3 separate regions of the Homo sapiens genome follow, and all the other regions are linked to region 2. The links are chromatin contacts, found by Hi-C or POLR2A ChIA-PET in ENCODE. All regions are on one chromosome and are shown on one strand. The core of a region is the stretch at or near the end of the contact, and the rest is flanking DNA. Distances in the headings are between cores, read along the strand shown. Region 1 holds the start of CENPP (centromere protein P). Region 2 holds the start of NFIL3 (nuclear factor, interleukin 3 regulated). Region 3 overlaps SPTLC1 (serine palmitoyltransferase long chain base subunit 1).

What was found. Hi-C counts contacts between places; a loop is a spot of excess contacts on that map. ChIA-PET counts read pairs that join two places held with the same protein, here RNA polymerase II (POLR2A). Pooled maps may share reads with other maps.
Region 1: a map of CD4-positive, alpha-beta memory T cell shows a loop between it and region 2 (8-fold over the local background). The contact joins the promoter of CENPP here to the promoter of NFIL3 in region 2. A Hi-C loop is called at or near these places in 1 of 168 maps with a recorded cell type or tissue (CD4-positive, alpha-beta memory T cell) and 6 of 50 pooled maps. POLR2A ChIA-PET finds 5 or more read pairs at or near these places in 1 of 52 experiments (Panc1).
Region 3: a loop to region 2 is called in a map of sigmoid colon, with 5 times the contacts of the local background. The contact joins the enhancer-like site here to the promoter of NFIL3 in region 2. A Hi-C loop is called at or near these places in 1 of 168 maps with a recorded cell type or tissue (sigmoid colon).

What each region holds. Positions count from the first base shown.
Region 1 is chr9:92,322,901-92,327,323 of GRCh38, reverse strand. CENPP (centromere protein P) reads right to left here and starts at 1,371. Exons shown (of 8, transcript NM_001012267.3): 1 at 1,219-1,371. The coding sequence starts at 1,325. NOL8 (nucleolar protein 8) reads left to right here and starts at 1,974. Exons shown (of 17, transcript NM_017948.6): 1 at 1,974-2,018; 2 at 3,115-3,301; 3 at 3,821-3,883. The coding sequence starts at 3,163. RefSeq lists enhancers at 1,766-1,875, 1,906-2,025, 1,804-2,692.
Region 2 is chr9:91,421,976-91,425,910 of GRCh38, reverse strand. It overlaps NFIL3 (nuclear factor, interleukin 3 regulated), which reads left to right and starts at 2,079. Exons shown (of 2, transcript NM_005384.3): 1 at 2,079-2,271. LOC105376146 (synapsin-1) reads right to left here and starts at 1,878. Exons shown (of 2, transcript NR_188612.1): 1 at 1-1,878. LOC124902209 (a long non-coding RNA gene) reads right to left here. Exons shown (of 2, transcript XR_007061661.1): 2 at 3,852-3,892. RefSeq lists a silencer at 1,742-2,141.
Region 3 is chr9:92,032,856-92,037,390 of GRCh38, reverse strand. SPTLC1 (serine palmitoyltransferase long chain base subunit 1) reads left to right here. Exons shown (of 15, transcript NM_006415.4): 14 at 2,508-2,581. Among named protein-coding and RNA genes, the nearest start is that of SPTLC1, 80 kb to the left of the region's middle. Within about 2 kb of position 2,095, at least 8 of the 41 ENCODE cell types and tissues checked have a DNase peak (open chromatin) inside an H3K27ac peak, as active enhancers do; they include sigmoid colon, where a contact is called at or near this core.

The DNA.
Region 1 (4,423 bases), core at 122-2,621, 900 kb before region 2:
GCAGACTGTAACCCTTTTTAAGAAATAGTCTCTCTAAATTTGCAGATCTCATGATTTTTCAGTTGACACTACTATGGGGACTAATGAAATCTTGTGGCCAGTAAAGAAACTATTTTTCCCTGGTTCTTAAACTTCCAAGTGTGCACACAAATCCTCTGTTAGGGCAGTGTATTTTTTTAAAATGCAGATTCTGATTCAGTAGGTCAGGATGTCGCTCTAACAAACCGCCAGGTAATGCTAAAGCGTCCCATCTGTGGAGCACACCTCAAATAGCAAGGGTCTTTAATACATTTACTCTCATTTGTGGAGGAGCACACCTTTTTCCTCTCCCTTTAACCAGTCACAGCTTCCTCTACTTTCATGACCGCACGCAGACATTTTCTGTAGATCTCCTCCTTCCCATTTTCTACCAATTCTTCTCCAGTTAGCTCAGGAAAAATCCCATTCTTTCTGCACCTATGTCAAATTACTCTTGACTCAAAAATTGAAGACAGTTTATGTTTTCGAGAGGCTTCTATGTTTGAGATGATAATACATAATTACGGTTGCAGAGCTTTTCTCTCCCTCTCCTTCAATAAACCAAAAGTGCCCAGACTTTGGAGTAAAATTTTTGGGTCCCAATCCATCTCTGACAATTCCTTTCTCTGGAACCTTGGACAAGCTACCTAACTTCTCTGAGCCTCAGTTTCTTCAACTATAAAACAGGGCTAACAGTAGCACCTACCTCAGAGGAATGTCAAATTCTCCTGCAGTCTATATTAACTACTTTTCTTTTATCAACTTAGTTTTTTACCGAAGTTATTTTTCAAAGGAATTTTTATGTCATCGTAAACACAAAGTCATTATCAGTTGAGATGGTTAGCTGACCTACCAAAACAAATGCCATGAAACCAAACGGAGTTATTAAATCCCAACTAGAGATACTTCTGCATACTGGAGGCGGAATTATCTAGCTAGGGATATAGTCAAGACTTCCTCCTTGTCAGTCATCCACACAGACGACTGCGATTAAACGAGTTAATACCCTGCAATGCGTTTACAGCTGGGCGCCGTACGCGCTGCTCCCAACTCTAGGCCATCGTCATGACAGGATCAATGCCAGTTCATGCCCACTTTCTAGGGCTGGGAGTAGGAGACCGAGGATGTCTGTGGAGATTCACCCGCCTGGCCCGGGAACCCTGGCCAGCGGGCCCTGGGGGACTTGGGGTGGTCACGTACTGGACTCGGGACTTCTCTTCCCAGGGCGCCGGTGGGTCCTCACACGCTCGCCGCAGGGCCGCGATCTCAGCTTGCAAGGCGCGCACCTCTGCCAGCTCTGCGTCCATGGCGCGTTGCTGACCGCAGCCGGGCCGGCAGCGCAGCTGTCACTCCGACCTGCGCGCTTCACCCGCGCTTCAAGCCTCGCGCGCGCTCCCGGCGCGGACCATCCCAGAGCTCACGCGGAGGGGAGGCGGGAGAGCTCCGCGTGACCCCAGCGGCCCTGCACGTCCAACTCCGCTCTCGCACGAGAGCCTGAGTCCTCCACTTCCCCGCACACGTTTCCCTGGCTGTCTAAGCAGTGGCTATACTTTCTCTGGAGAGCGCGTTCTTTGCTACTCCAAGCCCAAGCGCTCCGCTGCTCACCCTAGCCGGCAGCCTTGGAGCCGCCCGGCCGCGTGCCTCACTAAAGAGGCAGGGCTGGGATCACGTGGAGGGGAGCGCCTCTTTATTTTTTTCACCTACTTCCTCTCTTACGCCGACCTAGTCCAGGAATTGGTACACACAGCGATAGTGTTCAATAGAAACTAGGGGATTTTGGTTTAGGCTCTTTTGCAGTCGTTGAGGGGGAGGTGACGGAGGCGTCAGGGAAGGTGGGAGGACGGAAAAGGAAATTAAAAGCTCTTGGGAACTGAATTGTGGTAACGGAACCTTAGGAGGCTGGGTTGGAAATCGAGTAGGAAGGAAGAGAGGATGCTCCGTTGGGACACGTGACCAGAAGTTAGGGGCTGCAGCGGCGCTGGCTTTAGGTGAACGACGTGGTGAGGAGTGGGTTTCGGGCATGAGAAGTCACAGGGCCGTTTCCTAGTCTCTCTTCACTTCTTTGGGTCTTCTCAGAGAAAGAAGGCTGCCGTGGGTAGGCTGGGGGCGGAGACTATCGGGAAGAGGTAGGCCGAAGTTCTGCCCAGAATACACGCCATGTGGTGGACGCTGGTTGGGAGTCTCTTCTGGAAAGAGTCTGTCAGCTCTTGGGGAAGGGAAGGGCGAGAGCTGAGCGCCTGCCGGGTGCTAAACGAAATGAGAGATACTATGATGGGCCCTAGTACCTCTGGAAAAGTTTTCCTGAGTCCCCTGTGATACAGCAACCTTCATAGTATAGTGTTAAGAATTCCAAGTTCTGAAGGTAGACCTGCATTATAATCCTGGATTCACTAATTTTCGGTATGGCATTGAGGAAGTGACTTAACCTCTTCTGCTCTCCTGAAAAATGGGAAACATGCAAACTACTTTGTACAATGCAGGCACATAGCAAAAACACAAGTCTGTATTCGCTATATCCCTTGATCTTTGTGTCTGAACCCCACTTTGCAGCACTTTTATTGTGACATAATATTGTGCCATTTGTTTTATTCTTTTGTGACTATAAGGAGCTCCTAGCCTCTCTATTCACTTCTTTGGGTCTTCTAGGAGGAAGAAGGCTGGGGTGGGTAGGTTGGGGGTGGAGACAATTAGGAAGAGGTAGGCTAGCTCTTTTTATCTTTTAGTGCGTTACATCCTGTTTCTGTCAGACTTTGTTAAAGACAGTAAATGAATGTATGAGTGAGTCAAGGAAAAACATCTAAAAACATGAATACATAAAATTAAGAGGGATAGAGTGTAATATTATGGCCATTTGGAGGAAAAAAACTCTGTCTGTACCTGTGTCTATATGGGTATGGGGTTGCTGTTCCAAAGTGCATTCATGAAAGATGTGGATGTAGGGCTTGGGCAAAACCTCGAAGACTAAAATTTGGAAGTAATACAATAGGAAGTGAAATACAGATCCAGGAGACGGATTTGATACAGAAGGTTCAGAGGAAGTAGTTGTTTTGTTAGATTTTAGAAGAACTAAGGGAAAGAACTCTTCTCTGTATACAGAAAATTACTTTTCCCACTGAAACACACCCAAGTATATGCCCAGCCTTCATGAAAGTGAACAGAGAAACGAAGCGCCTTTATGTGGGTGGCCTTAGCCAGGACATTTCTGAGGCAGACCTACAAAATCAGTTCAGCAGATTTGGAGAAGTTTCGGATGTGGAGATCATCACACGGAAAGATGACCAAGGTAATTTATGGTCCTTCACTGGGCAGTTATAGGCAGACATAACTCAGGTTAAGTGCTAGAAAATAAAACAACCCCAAGATAAATGTTAGCTCTGAACACCAAAAGTTTTAAGTGATGTTGTGGAGGTATAATGTGTGATGTGGAACTTGACCAGAATTTGTTTCTGAAATAAGAAAAAATTCCAAATTCTAAAACATCTGATTTCAGAAACATATTAACTTCCAGTTTTGAGAACTAGAATTTTCTAACATGGATTAAGTGTCCCGTTAAGTAGACTATCACTAGCATACAATCAAAATGTTTCCTTATCTGACTACTGGACATTTTCTTCTTTTTTTTTTTGGAATATTTTGATAATTATGCTTATTTTTATAGCCAATAAAAAACAAGGTTTATCTTTGAAATAATAAGTTTTCAAGAGCTATTTTTTTTTTTAATTTAGAAACAACCGTTTTTACATTGCTCTCTGGATAAGAATTTAAATAAATTGTTTTGTTTGTTTGTTTGTTTGTTTTTTAGGAAACCCACAGAAAGTTTTTGCATATATCAACATCAGTGTAGCAGAAGCGGACCTGAAAAAATGTAAGATCATCATATATTTTCTATACTGTTTGCCAGTTTGTATGACTCTGTAACTTGGAATAACTGGTTCTAAATCTAAACCTCCACAGCCATTTTTCACGTTATCCAGAGGGACAGCAGTGATGAAGAGAATTCCAGTATCGTATAACTCAGCAGGTTTAGGTCCATTCCATTTGGCATCAGCAGACATGGTAGCACTTTACTGGTGGGTTTACTTAAAACTGCTATTCTCAAATATTTTGGACAAGGGACCAAACTTTCATAGAAACTGCCTGTTACATATATCCCACTGAATATCATGCCACATTCCCCCTCAGTCTGATCATTTCTTTGACAGCTAATCCTTGTCACTAAACACTCTTGAGGGGGCTTTAAAATACACCCTTGTAAGACCGTATCCTTGAAATTGTGAAATCTCTTGTTGATAAGTTTAGTAAAGTCAAGGGCAAACAGTGGCCTTCAATGAAGAATGGGAGATAATCCATACTGCCGCTGACACAGTAACATATTCTAGTTATTTGGAGGCCAAAAAGTGAAAAA
Region 2 (3,935 bases), core at 830-3,329:
GCTGCATTTCTGACCCCAAAAAGGCAACTAATATGGATATGATTTTGATTTCATCTAAGAGAGGTTCTCAAAGCTACAAATAAGCATTGTAAGGTTTGGGCAAAAAGGAAACTATCAGTAAATTTGAGAAAAGTGGCCAGGCACAGTGGCATGCGCCTGTAATTCCACTACCAGGGAGGCTGTGGCCGGAGGATCCTTTGAGCCCAGGAGTTCCAGGCCAACCTGGACAACATAGTAAGACCACATCTTGAATTATTATATATGTATGAGAAAAGTGGAAATTATAAACTAAAATCAGGATTTGTTCTCATGAAGGTAGTCAAGTTTGGAAAATGTGTAGTGGAGGGGATGTGGTTCTTGCATTAGTCAGCACCGGGAAGATGGTGTCGGGGAACACGCTAAGCCCATATTGTACGTCTGAGTTTTCAGAGCCTTGTCAGCAGAGCTGTACTACCAGATAAATCACGAACAAGAGTGCGTTCAAAACCACAACGCTGCCCTGGAAGGCTTTCCAAAAACTCAACTGATAGGTGATAAAAATTTTTTAAATATGACTTGCGTTATTATGATATTAACTGTGCAAGAAGGGGAAAGGTAGAAAAGACAATCTTGGCGAGTAGATAGATCTGCTGCTCATGGCAGACACTAGGGATGGTACCTGGGTGTTCACTCTGCTCTTCTCTTTACTTTGGTTTTTGCTTTTTAAAAACGAAAGGAGCAAAAAGAAGTGGAAAGTCGTGGAGGCACTCGGCCCAGCCCCCACGTAGTTCAAGGAGACCAGGAGGGAGCTGGCTGGTGGAGGTCCTGCCCACCTGCCACACTCCGTATTTGGGCAAGCCTGTGAGTCACTGTCGGGAACATGGCTCCCTTCGCCAAGGCCAGCACTGACCACTATCCGTGTATCGGTAAACGCAGGGAGTGTGCCACGTGCCTTGACAGTCTAGCGCGACGACTTAAGAAGTCGCGGCTAGGTGCTCTTTTTTCCATTTTTTTACGTCTCTTCCGTAGCCCGGGAATTTGGGAGAGAAGACTACCGTATCCAGTTAGACGCAGAAATAACACTAAGCAGCTATCAGCTCAAAATCACAGGAAGAGATCCCGCGCGGTCGTCTCAAGCCCCAGCACCAAACGACAGTGGGCGTCCCAGCGGGGGCACCCGAGCGCGGACCTTCACATCCTCCGAGGAACGCCGCACCCGCGTGGCGGGGGTGGGTAGATGGACCTCAGCGAGCCTCGTTTCCCAGTCGTGTTACGCAACAACTTTGCAGCCGTCATCTTCGCCCTAATTGTGCAGGGGGCGGTGTTTGTGCGTGGAGCTTTCCCTCCCGGCTCCGGGCCGTCGCGGCTCTCGGGAGAGGCGCCGGGACATTTTAATCGCTGCCTCCGCCGCGCAGCCCTGCGCAGCTGCCCGGCCGCGCCAACCCCTTCCCCGCCGCAGCGCGCCCCGAGTGTTGGCAGCTTGCCAGCCGCCACCCCCCGCCTTCCCTCCTGCCCACCCCAAGGTAGAGGGCTCCTCTCGGGAGTGTGCGGGGAAGGGGAGGCCGAGGTCCGGGCCACGCCCGGGTAGCCGCAACCCGCAGTGCTCAGTCGGCAACAGGTAGCCCAGCAGGCTGCGGCTCTCAGGAAGACAAAAAGCGCCTCTGCGAGCAAGTGAGGGTCGCGGGGAGCGCAGAGCCACCGCGGCGACCGGGAGGGTGAAGGGAGCCAAGAGCGGACGGGGCGGTGGGACGGGGGGCTCCCGGGCTCCTCCGCAGGCTCGCTCCGGTCGTGTCGGCCGCGTGGGCCGTTGCGCAACACTCGTTGCGCCGGGAATGGGGCGCCAGCCCTCGCGGGCGCTCGGACGGCGGTGGCCCTGGCCGGGGAGGGACGCGAGCTGGTAGTGGCGCCGCCGCGGAGGGGGAGCTGAGGGCGGGGAGGCGGGGCGGGGCCGCGGAGTGCCCGCCCCGGCCCGCCCCTGCCGGCCGCGGCCATTGGCGGCGGGCCGGGGGCGGGTGCGGGCGCGGCGATTGGGGCCGCGGCCGCCAGTCACGCGGGGCTGGCGGGCGGCGACGTAGCGCGGCGCTCGGAACTGACCTACTAACACACATCTCTCCGCGCGGCCACGGCGCCCGCGGACCCGGCGCGCCCGCCCGCCTCCCGCGCCGCGCCCTCGCCGCCGCCCGCCTCCCGCCGCGGCCCCGGAGGCCCGGCCCGGCCCGAGCCCCGAGCGCCGGCGGCCCGACTCCCGGCCGCCCCTTTCTTTCTCCTCGCCGGCCCGAGAGCAGGAACACGGTAAGCGCTCCGCCCACCGCCGGCCGGGGGCCCGGCGACCGCTCCCAGGGCGCGCTGCGGGCGGGCGGGCGGGCGCGGGGTGCGGGCCGCGCTGTGTGCGGGGTCGGGCTGTAAGCTGGGCTCGCCAGCGGCGGCGAGTGCGCGCGGGGCATTCATTACATAAACTTTTGCTGCCTTGTCAGGATGGGACTCGCCACCTTAAGGTGGCTGCTTTGATTGCAGCGCCTTCGCGCCGGCACGTAGTCCTGGCTGGTTTGCGCTCTCCCCCCGCTGCTGTTGCATAATGTCTCCTGATTTCAGGAAAATTGATGTTTTGGTAAAGAAGAGCGCCAGGCAGGCTGAGCCCTCTCCGAGCGGGAAGATGCTCTTTCCTCTCTAGTGTCTTTCTTTCTCGTTCCTTCTCTGGGGCTGGCGGCGTAGGGGGGAGAGGAATGGGGGGTTGAGGAATGGGGAATAGTCTTAATTTGCTTGGTGAGAAAAAGGGTTGGTAGCGTGAACGGTGACGGCATTCGGAGAATGCCTGCGCGGCGTTTGTTTGTGTCAGGGGCTGTGTCTGCACAGACGTTTTCCACCCTGTTTGTCGTCAGCGTGTTTTACAAGCCCTCGGGAAGGTTGTGGGATTTGTCCTTTCATACATTGCATAATCTGCCCACGGTGAAATGTTGGCAAGAATTGCGGGCTGATGTGGGAATATGCGCGTATGTGTGCAATGATTTGGTAATTGAGGCGCAGCGTTGGATATTAGATCGTTATTTACGTCTATATTACGTCCCAAATAAACAGGTTTTAAAACGATACTACAAAACCTAAAAGCAAGAATTGCTCGCATTGAATTCTGATCTTGGGTACTACTGGGGTTCGCCCTTTCAATGTTCTCAGCTGTTATTTTTAAATCTGGGACGAACCATTGTGACGTTTACCTCCCCACCTTCCTAATTTTAATGCATTCCATTCGATCAGCCCTTTTTCTCACCTTATTGTCATTGCTTTTTCAGACACGACAAGACAAATCACATAATAGTTTCCTGGAAATGTTGCATTATGTAACTGCCGAATTTGCTGGCAGTGAGCATAGAGAGAGGGAGCTAATTACGTGATTTTATAATCTTGCTACAAAGAAAGTAGGACAGTCTCAGCCTTTAAGAATGTCACTATAACAGTTTTTTTTTTTTCCTTAAGGATATTTTAAACAGGAAAGTAGACAACCGGGTAAGCATGGAGTTTGCTCATGCTGCCGAATGTGTGTCTTTTGCCCTAAATGAAACGCACGTTCTTCTAAATTTAGCCCTATCACATTTTAACAATTGTGGCCTCGCAGTGCTATTTCTGGTGTTTTCTCCAGGGCTGTGTGCAAATACAAGTTCAAGGCCATTTGCTGTAGTTTTAACTCCACGCCTTCGGAGACCTTTGATAAGATTGTATTTTTAGGAAGGCATTTCGCAGCGCCCGGTGATTTGCTGGATGCTGGCTCCCATTTATGTTTTTAAAGGACACTTTAGGAAACTGCTGTTCTCTGAGAACAGCAGGGAATGGCCAAGTGTCATCTTCTGTTCTTGGCTTTTGTAAATAACAACAGTAAGTGAGGTCAGAAGTATTTATTTACCCCCAGACCAGATATGACCTATGGGAAACAGATATAGGTTAGTAGATTGTTTTTTTGTCTG
Region 3 (4,535 bases), core at 846-3,345, 610 kb before region 2:
CTGACATATACCTAGTATGTATTTGAGAATGAAAATGGGCATGATTCTGCTTCCTTGTCCAGAGGCTGTAGCTATGAGCAATGCTACTAGGTTTCTGGGGTCATAATGGCAGCTACCACCTGTCATGTGCCTTTCCTAGGCCAGGCCCTGTCCTGAGCCTCATCCGCCTAGACAGCCTCTCAGGCAGGCTCTTCTAGGCCACATGGCTGTGCAGTATACAGACCGGGTGTGCAGGCAGCCTCTGCTGCCTAGCTGGCTTCAGCTGTCCTATGTCCCAAATGTTTGAGCCACGTAATCTGGAATAACAGATTTGTGGAGAACTTCATAAAATTTGTGGTCTTCTAGAGTCAATTACATTAAAAAATAAATAAAAAGCCCCAGGATCTGAGCTTCCTAAGGAAACATGTCAGATTATGAATGATCAGGCTGGAGCTACTTATCTTGTGAGGTGAGGAAATGCAGCTGATGTCCCCTCAGGCACAACTCTGTGGACATGAAGACTCTCTAGACAGGGAAAAACATCCCACTGCCTGCTTTACTGCCTCATTGTTTGTATTGTAACGTTCCTTAAATACAGACAAACACAAAACTAAGTATGACATCTTTGTGATTAGAGTTCTCATACAAATGGAAAACTAAAACGCATTTATACATTAAATACAAACTAAATGGACAAGCCAGTAAAATTCCCATTCATTTCATTACCTTCATGAGGCAGGTGAATTTGTTTTTTTCAATGGACTTGCCCCAGCGGGACAGCTGAGAGCTGTGTTCACAGAGCAGGCTCATGAGCTGCATGCGCTGGTGTTGGGTCTGAGTAATGGCTCCGCCGTTCTCACTGAGTCTCTTCTCGAACTGCATCAGGACAGTTGTCCACACATGCTTCATGTTGAGGGACAGTTGCCTCCTTCAGATGCCAGTGTATTCATTGCATAGTAAATCCACCTCTGTTCTCTTTTCATTAGATAGCAACAGCTAAAGTCTTACTACTGCTTTGTACCAAAGAGACGCAGAGGAGGACGTGCGAATGAAGCAACTCGGTGTTAAAATACCATGCTTACAGGAATTAGCCACGTAATGAAAGAGGAAACGAAAAGTCTGTGGACAGCTCACAGATCCCAAACTCCTGTCTGTGGGCCTGGTTTGATACTGGCTCTCTTAAGGAAATCCTCTTGAGAGTTGAGTGAGAAGAGAACAATCTGGGGTAGGGAACAGAATACTATCTAGAAACTTCATTGATAGAAAAAATACATATATCTTCCCGCTTCTGTGCATCATCACAGCTTCCATTTTTAAAATCTTCCGAATCTTTTGTTCCACTCCCCTCATCTTTTCAATATTTGAAGGAAAGAAAAGAACCATGCTGCTGTAACTCTTATTTAAGCTTTGTAGATCTGAGAGGCTTTGCCAAGTTTATGTTGAGTTGCTCAACAGGACACTGTTTTTACAAACTGAGCTATTGTTTATAATGTCTCTTAACCAGCCAGGGCTAGAAACAGAGCCAGTCCAGATGTTTGCAGGAGTTCACTTTTCCAAGTACACTTCCAGAGCCTAGAGTCAGCGGGAGGCTGTTGTCATTGCCTAGTATGGTTTTTCCATCTCTTCCTCGCAGCCTACGACGTGACCCCTCTTCAGGCAGATACTTTTACTGCCAGAGACATGGAATAATTGTTCTTTCCTTTACACTGCCCTTTGCTCTGTTGCTATTTTTTTTTAATATAACTCACATACCACATACCATAAAATTCACCCTATTGAAGTATATCGTTAAGTGGCTTTTAGTATCATACATTCAGCAGGTTGTGCAACCATTACTATCTCATTCCAAAACTTTTTCATCACTCCAGAAAGAAACCCCTGTAGCCTATTACCTTGCTCTGGTGTTTGTGCTTTCTTTATTTTAGTAGAGATTGTTTTCATTTTTTCTTAATGTTGACAGATGGTTAATATATAGGAAAGCTGGGTAAAACTTTGTTAACGCCAGATTCTGCAGTGCCCAGTGGCACCATGCCCAGATGCCACATGTGGACATCGTTTTTGCTAATATCTGAAGTGCAGTGGTTTTTCTCTGACGCAGTTCTACTGGTGGTGGTGGTCATAAGTCCAGCCTGCAGGACTTTGCTCGCACCACTTCCTCATGTGCTAACTCTGCTTTGTCTAAATGGTAGTCACTAGCTAGCTATGGCTGTTTGAATTTAAACTAAGTGGAAATAAGAAAAGGTGCAACTGTGACCTCTCAGTAGCACCAGCCATATCTCCGTGTGCTCAGCAGGCACACAGGGCTCATGGCGACTGCTGGGCACTACACAACAGAGGTATTTGTCATTGCAGAAAGTTCTGTGGACAGTGCTGCCAAGGTGGTGGTGTAGTATTTTGGTGATATCTTCTAGCAATTATAATTGGAAAAGTGAATTAAAGCTACCGTTGCAGGATTTCAGCGTTCCCCCAGTTTAATTACCACCATGTCTGAAGTCCAGGTTGCAGATGTCTTCTTTTTCTTCCTACAGTGCATGAACAGAAGTATTGCATTAACTCAGGCGCGCTACTTGGAGAAAGAAGAGAAGTGTCTCCCTCCTCCCAGGTCAGTTGACGTTAAAATATGACCTTATTTTTTTCCCCTACTCTGAGCTCTATGAAATACGTTATCTTTTGAAAAATTTTGAAAGACTATCATAGGCTATGGAAGAATATCTGTCATTAAAATATAGTACATTACCTGTCTTCTGCTCTTAAACTAGAAGTTTCTAAAATTTTAACTGAAAAGCTCCCAAGGACTCACTGAGTACCCTCTCAGTTAACTCAGAGAAATGTCTGGGAGCCCAGCAATGAACTTGGGCAAACTGAGTTTCCATCAGCTCATATCTGCCACATCTGAAAGGTGGCACATGCCACACCAGGAGTTCCTGCCACAAGGACCGTCCTGCAGGGAAGATCGGCAGTGTGGGGTGGGGGTGGGCATGCGCCTCTGCTGCTCCTTCAGTCAGCAACACTCAGTAACATTTGAGAAAAAACAAGCAACAGTGGGGAAAATGTACAGCATCAAGAAAAAACACCAAAAGTGAAAGACTAATGTCTTACTTTTAAGGAGACTGGATTCTGTTCACAAAGCATATACGAGGTAGTCCAAGGAGTTGGCCATCCCACCACAGCACTGGGCCAGGCAGTCACAGCAGGGGGCATGGACATGGTCAGTTCTGCCCTGGGGCATTGCTCAGGCTTTTGAGAGCAGGCGATGTCTACACCAAAACTAGAGAAGTGTGTGTGTCGGGCATCCTGTGGGCATCGTGGCTTTCCATCAGATGAGGTGGTGTGTGCTTTGCTCAGGGTTTTCAGTGGCTTGGAGACCTCCAGGTTCATCTGGGAGTACAGAGTGCAAGCCGCAGAAGAGCTGGAGAGAAGGGTCCTGAGGCCAGGTGCCAAGTCAGGGAGGCTGCAGGAGAGCCCACTGGGGAGTTTGAATGCTCTGCCGGCCCACAGTGCCAGACCAGGATTTGGAAGATCACTCTGGTAGCAGCTCAAAGCACCTTAAGGAGCCTGCCCTTTTCAGCCAGGTGCAGTGGCCCACACCTGTAACCTCAACACCTGGGAGACCGAGGTGGGCAGATCACTTGAGCCCAGGAGTACAAGACCAGCCTGGGCAACATGGTGAAACCCCATCTCTGTAAAAATTAGCCAGGCATAGTGGTGCACGCCTGTGGTCCCAGCTACTTGGGAGGCTGAGGTGGGAAAATCACCTGGTTCCAGGAGGTCAAGGCTGCAGTGAGCTGAGATCACTCCATTGCACTCCAGCCTGGGCTGCCCCCTTCATTTTTTATTGCACTCATCCAAAGGTGTAATCCTACATCCTACGTTTACTTGTTAGTAAGACCGTAGGTGCATGAGGACGGGAGCCGTGCTGGTTTTGTGCCCTCAGGACTCCATGCACAGCATAGTACAGCTCAATAAATATGTGTCAAATGCATGAAACAGATGTTTACAGATGAACTCTGGGGGACAGAGGTAGCATTGTCCTTTCAAGCTATTATTTCTTTGATTTCCTGAAAACTTGAAAATTTCTGCCATGCCTTAGAGTATTACAGAGCTTTCACATTGCTATTGACATAAATACGAACAATCAAACTGTCGTTGATTTGAGAAGGATGGAATTCCTGCTTTGTGCCTGGCACTGCCTGAAGCAGTACATGATGGACAGGATGCTATTTCCCAGCTTCTGAGGCAGAGCCCACGGAAACTCACTCTGACTGGGTGTGCACTGGTGTGGTGTAGGCCGAGGCCTTCAGGCTGCAGATTCCCTGCCGCAGCAACCCACCTGCCACAGTAGTGAGAAAGTGACTGTGGGCAGCAGGTACATGAATAGACAGGCCTATTGGGAGGACTGCCAGGAGAGGTTTGTTTACAAAAATAGGCAGTGGATTTGGCTCTCAGGCCATATATGGTTGACTGTGAGTGCAGTTCCTCACCTCACATAGATAATTCTTTTTTCTGTTTGTTTGTTTTTGGTTTTTTTTTTTTTTTGAGACAGAGTCTCACTCTGT